Regions from separate parts of the Homo sapiens genome. Here region 1 is linked to region 2. Evidence: chromatin loops called from intact Hi-C (ENCODE). Cell type or tissue: mammary epithelial cell. All regions are shown on one strand. Links, peaks and the distances in the headings refer to the core of each region. The heading gives the core; the rest is flanking DNA. Region 1 overlaps LRRC52-AS1 (LRRC52 antisense RNA 1). Region 2 overlaps UCK2 (uridine-cytidine kinase 2).

The links. Peaks named below come from ENCODE experiments on the same cell type or tissue, not always from the same donor. Only the 100,000 strongest peaks of a DNase experiment are listed, where the experiment ranks them.
Region 1: a loop joins it to region 2, with 4 times the contacts of the local background. A loop is called at or near these places in 1 of 110 quality-filtered maps.

What each region holds. Positions count from the first base shown.
Region 1 is chr1:165,480,971-165,483,878 of GRCh38, reverse strand. LRRC52-AS1 (LRRC52 antisense RNA 1) reads left to right here. Exons shown (of 7, transcript NR_026744.2): 6 at 1,272-1,530. Among named protein-coding and RNA genes, the nearest start is that of RXRG, 37 kb to the right of the region's middle. In mammary epithelial cell, for the core only: no CTCF peak of the experiment used is centred there; a DNase peak (open chromatin) is centred at 1,548; H3K27me3 peaks cover 236 bases.
Region 2 is chr1:165,902,251-165,905,158 of GRCh38, reverse strand. UCK2 (uridine-cytidine kinase 2) reads right to left here. Exons shown (of 7, transcript NM_012474.5): 5 at 1,880-1,977. Among named protein-coding and RNA genes, the nearest start is that of MIR3658, 4.2 kb to the left of the region's middle. In mammary epithelial cell, for the core only: no CTCF peak of the experiment used is centred there; a DNase peak (open chromatin) is centred at 1,278; H3K27ac peaks cover 1,492 bases.

The DNA.
Region 1 (2,908 bases), core at 308-2,807, 420 kb after region 2:
AAGCAGTTCTCCTGCCTCAGCCTCCTGAGTAGCTGGGACTACAGGTGCGTGCCACCATACCCAGATAATTTTTTTTGTATTTTTAGTAGAAATGGGATTTCAGCATGTTGGCCAGAATGGTCTCGATCTCTTGAGTTTGTGATCCACCCACCTCGGCCTCCCAAAGTGCTGGGATTGAGTTCTCACAAGATCTGGTTGTTTGAAAGTGTGTAGCACCTCCCCTTTTTCTCTCTTTCCTGCTCTGTCATGGTAAGACGTGCTTGCTTCTCATTCGCTTACCACCATGATTAAGTTTTCTGAGGCCTCCCAGCCACACTTCCTGTACAGCCTACAGAACAGTGAATCAATTAAACCTCTTTTCTTTATAAATTACCCAATCTCAAATAGTTCTTTATAGCACTGTGAGAATGGACTAATACACTTGGGGAAACTACTTAACCTCTTTTGAGCCTCAGGTTTGCATTAACAATTAAATGAGGTAATATGTGAGAAAGCAGCCTAATATAGTGTCTGGCAGGTGGGAAAACTCAAATGTTAGTATCTTGTAGTAATGGTCTGAGGTCAGGTTGTGATGTAGGAATGAAACAGCAGTGATTTAGCTGGCATGTGTTGAGGCCCTCCCGGGACACCACATTCAAATTGTATGGGAGCTCTTTCCCCAGTGTTTTGTCTGCTAGGGTTGCCATGATAAAGTTTCACAATGGGCAGCTTAAACATGAGAAATCAATTTTCTCACAGTTCTGGAGGCTGGGAGTCCAAGCTCAAGGTACCAGCAAGGTTGATTTCCTCTGTGGCATCTCTGCTTGGCTTACAGATGGCAGTCCTCTTGCTGCCTCTGCATGGGGTCCTCTCTCTGTGCACTCTTGTTCCTCGTGCCTCTTTTTGTGTCCTCATCTCTTCTTTTTATAAGGACACCAGTCACATTGGATTAGGGCCCACCCCAACAGCCTCATTTGAGCTTCATCACCTCTTTAAAGGCCCTATCTCTATAGTCACATTCCGAGGTACTGGGGTTTAAGATTCAATATAGGAATTTAGGCAGGGGGATACAAATCAGTCTATAAGAAGACCCAGGAACTCACTGAGACTACACGAGGAGCTTAAATCACAGGGCTGTGTGGTTTTGCAGTGCAGCCCCGTTTGTAATGTATGAAATTCTATGCTCAAAGCTAGTCTTCTTCCTTCCCCCCAACTTCCTCTTCTTTTCCTGGTAGGAAGACTCAAGCGAACATCTCCATTTTGACAAGTATATATTTCTTCTTTCTTTGCAGGGATTCTTCACCCATGGTTGCTTAGGTTTATAAGCAAGGAAGCTGAATGAAGTCCCTTTCCTCTCTGGATGAGCCCCTGGGTTTCTGGAAGAGTCTTAAAATCACCCCTAAATGGCTTCCAAGCACTGAAGCCCGAGATGTTAGCTGGCCTGTGTGAGGCCTTGAGACAGAATGCCACAGCCACACCCCAAGGATGCTGAAGGGGATTTCCCTCCTCTGTGGTTTTTCTCCTTTCTTCCCGCAGCACTCCTCCTACGTGGTGAGTCATCCAGAACTCCAAACACACAGCCAGCTGTTTGGAACACAAGAAATAACCATAGCCAGAGGCATCTTGGGCCCAAACTCTTCTCTCTTTTATTGCTCATTTCCCAAGTCACTTCCTTTCCCCTCCCCTACTTTCCCTCCCCGTTCTTCTTAGGACTTAACACAGGTGTCTGGAGACATTGGGTCTTTGTCAGTCAATGTCAGACCTCTTCTAACATTGATATTTATCAAAGTAACGGTTACATCATAGCCCTCTTTCATATACTCGGAGTATTGTTCCTTCCTTCCCTACCTTCCTTCCTTCCCTTCCTTCCTTCCTTCCTTCTTTCTTTCTTTCTCTCTCTCTTTCTTTTCTTTCTTTTTTTCTTTTCTTTTCTTTCTCTCTCTTTCTTTCTTTCTTTCCTTTCTTTCCCTTCCTTCCTTGCTTCCTTCTTTCCTTCTTTCCTTCCTTCCTCCCTCCCTCCCTCCCCTGTCTCCCCTCCCTCCCTTCTTCCCTTCCTTCCTTCCTTCCTCCCTCCCTCCCTCCTGTCTCTCTTTCTCTCCTTCTCTTCTTTCTCTCTCTCTTTCTCTTTCTTTCTTTCTCTCTCTTTCCTTTCCTTCTTTCCTTCCTTCCTTCCTTCCTTCCTTCCTTCCTTCCTTCCTTCCTCTCTCTCTTTCTTTCTTTCTTTCTTTCTTTTTTCTTTCTTTCTCCTCACTCTGTCACCCAGGCTGGAGTGCAGCTGGAGTGCAGCTGGAGGGATCCCAGCTCACTGCAACCTCTGCCTTCCCAGTTCAAGCGATTCTCCTGCCTCAGGCTCCAGAGTAGCTGGGATTACAGGATTGTGCCACCACACCTGGCTAACTTTTTGTATTTTTTAGTAGAAACAGGTTTTCGCCATGTTGCCCAGGCTGGTCTCAAACTCCTGGGCTCAGGCAATCCACCGGCCATGGCCTCCCAAAGTGCTGGAATTACAGGTGTGAGCCACTGCGCCGGCCTGCGTTTGTTTCTTAAGGTGTGATCACTTTCCTTGTTGAATCTAGAGTATTAGCTAATATCTAGAATGTTAGCTTCTCATGAACAGGGATCATACTGTATCCTCCATGGCCAATGCTTTACACATAGTCATGCTCAAACACTTTTTGAAGAAAGCAATGAAACTTTTAAGAAAAATATTATTCTCTGAGAGGTATAGGCTTGCAGTTAGCTTTACAGAAACTTGAGGAGTCCGCTGAGTTATGTAAACCTGGAGTCACAGTGTGCCACTAGTACAGGTGTTGCCAGTTACTCTGGTGATACCATTTCAGACACTAAGCTTAGCCACAGGTGTGGTTTATTTTAAAATATACATATAACTTCTTTTGATACTAAAATGTAAAGCAGATAATCACATAAA
Region 2 (2,908 bases), core at 211-2,710:
CTATGCAGAGAACATGGTCTTTGAAGCCAAACACTTAATTGCCTCTATTCCACTAGGACAAATATGAACTAGAAAAACCCAAACTTTCCAGGGGACTGGTTCACCTTGGACTTTTACACATAGTCTGAAACATGACACTGTTCACTCCTAGCACAGGGTAAAACCAGAAAAAGTATTCTTCACTGATGACCAGTTCATAGGTTCTATTATTACCCAATTTTTAAAGAAAGAAAGTCAGGCCACAAAGAGGCATATTTCTTTTTTCTTTTTCTTTTTTGTTGGTCCAAATTTACTGAGATTTTGTAGACCATTCTACAAGTAACTGCATCCTGGCATACAAACTAAGTCTAGCATAAGAACACATAAACCACACCTCAAGCATGTGGGCATCTTACTCTGTGCAGCCTCTGCCCTAGGATTGCTGAAAGGCAACGGTGTCAGCCCCAAACCCAACTTGAACTGAGCAGACATTTATCAGGTCCAAGTTCCTGGCTTACAGGGGAATGAGCTGATCTTCCCTGAGCAAAGAGTGGCTGGACAGTGGAAGCAAGCAGAAATAACCCAGAAAACGTCTGCAGAATTTTTAGCTTTGTTACAACTAAGTTAAACGTAGAAAACTGACAGTTAAATATGACTGATATCCAATAATAAATTCATTTTGTGTTCTTATTAAGTCAAAAATAACAGGAGAGGTCCTCAGATAGATAACTGGGTGGAAAGAAGTTCACAGCTCCTCAGCCCCCTCTGGTCTCTTTCCAGTAACCTACTCTTGTAACTCAATAGTCTCCAGGGCAATGGATAGGGCATCAATGTTACTCAGTTGGCTCAAAAAGTCCACCTGTCCCGCATTTAAACCAAAGTCAAGTATGGGTTGCTGTAAAAGCTAGTAACATCCTTAAAGAAACAAAGACAGTTTGAGATATTTTCCCAGAAGAAAAAGAATGAAGTTTATTGTTAGAATAAATAGGGAAATTCCAATACCCAGCCTTACTCTAAATCTTCAATGTCTTCAGAGATTCCAGCCTTCCCAGTGTATCTCAACCAAGACCAGGTTAAGTCCCAAGCTCTTCCTTCCCTTCCTCCCGGTCTCAGAGCTTAACTATAAATAATTCAGGAGCCAGACCATGGTTTGGCCAAGCTGGAGAAGACTCATTGACTCAGTAGGATTCTCCTGAGTTAAATACTTCTCCTTCTGCAGCCCCAGCACACCACACCTCTTGTCTCTGGTAGCCTTCCCTCAACATGCCCCTTCCTGTCTTTCCTGGGCTGAGGGCCAACTCTCTGTGTTCTTCCTTCTCTGAAAGCCACCTCACTAGAGAATTCCTAGCTGCCACAGGAAGGACTGGTGAGTCTGCAAGGGTGAAGGGAAGGAAGCTTATTCCAGTAAGGCATGACAGTCTCCAAATGGGAGCTAAAGACAAGCTCAAAGCAGGGCTCAGTGGTGATGGCAGGAGAGGCTCAGAGGGGAACATCTCGGGGCACAGCACCCAGTGCATCCATACGTCACCCATTGCAGACCCTTCAGAGATCCAAATGGCTGAGGACTCTCCTTGGATATGATACACCCTCAGTAAACGGTCTCACACCATGACCCCACCAAGCAAGAAACCTAGAACTAGCTGGGAATTAAATGACCTGCCTAAGGACTGGCAGGACCCTACAGGGCTACCCAAAGAAAGAACAGCAGGACAGGGCTCCTGGAGAACACAGAGGACACAAGGACCAAGGGCTGCCCTCTCTTAGGACTTCAGGACAGAGGATCACTCAGAGAGAGGAGTGAGATTCAGGCAGGGGAGCTCCACAAACTTGCACACCTTCGTTTATATCATCAAATTTTAAATTCTACATTCAACAAAAACAAACCAAGAACACAACTCACTGGCAAGCAGAATTCCTCAAAGGCAGGCTTGACGAACGTAATGTACTGAGATAAAATCTGCTCAAGATCCCTGCCTCTCTCGCTGATGTCCCTTAATACTGTAAGAGAAGGGAAAACAAGAATCAAAAAACGGTGTAGGAGCCAGCACACACCCGCCCTTCATGGGGTGGACCTAGCTCCCACAGGCTCCACAATTACTCTAGATGATTCTCAAGCTGGAATCCTGAGAGGCTTGACCAAGAGCAGATCAGCAGCGGCTTCGGAAAAGACAAGTTACATTCTGACATCTTACAATGGTCAAACTTGGCAATGACACAATGCTCTTTGAAACAAAAGGCTGTCCATGGAGGCCAACAGCCTTCTTGTTTCAAGCAACATTTGCTCCAAACAAAATTTCAGTGTGAATTTTTTAAAAAAGCAGGGCACTCCTGGAGAGCTCACTGTTAACAAGAAGCAATCTGGGCCCCGAGAGGGCTGGGCTGCACGCTGCCTCCTTGCATGCACTTACCTGCGTTCAGAAGTCCAGCGACCCACTGATCAGGCATCAGCTCACTGCTCCCAGCTCCCACCCATGCCCCCTCTGCAGCATGGAGCCCAGGCCAGGCTGAGGACCCAGCCATGGTTAACCATTTCCACCTACCTCATGCACAGAGGTTTGCCAAAAAAAAAAAAAAAAAAAAAAAAAAATCACTCAGTGAAAGATAAGAAAACCATGGCCTAGAGAATGGTGGGCTGGGGCTGAGATGAAGCCCAAATTGACAACAAACTCACCATCTTCTGTCTTCTACCTTCTTCCCCCGGTCAGTTTTATCCAGGGGCTTTTACCATTCTTTTTTTTTTTTCTTTAAAAAATTTTTTTTTCTTTTAATACAAGGTGTCTTGCTCTGTCACACAGGTTGTAGTGCAGTAGCACAGTCATAGCTCACTACAGCCTCAACCTCCTGGGCTTGAGCAAGTGATCCTCCCACCTCAACTTCCCAAGTAGCTGGGACTACAGGCACACACCACCTCAATGGACTAATTTTTTGT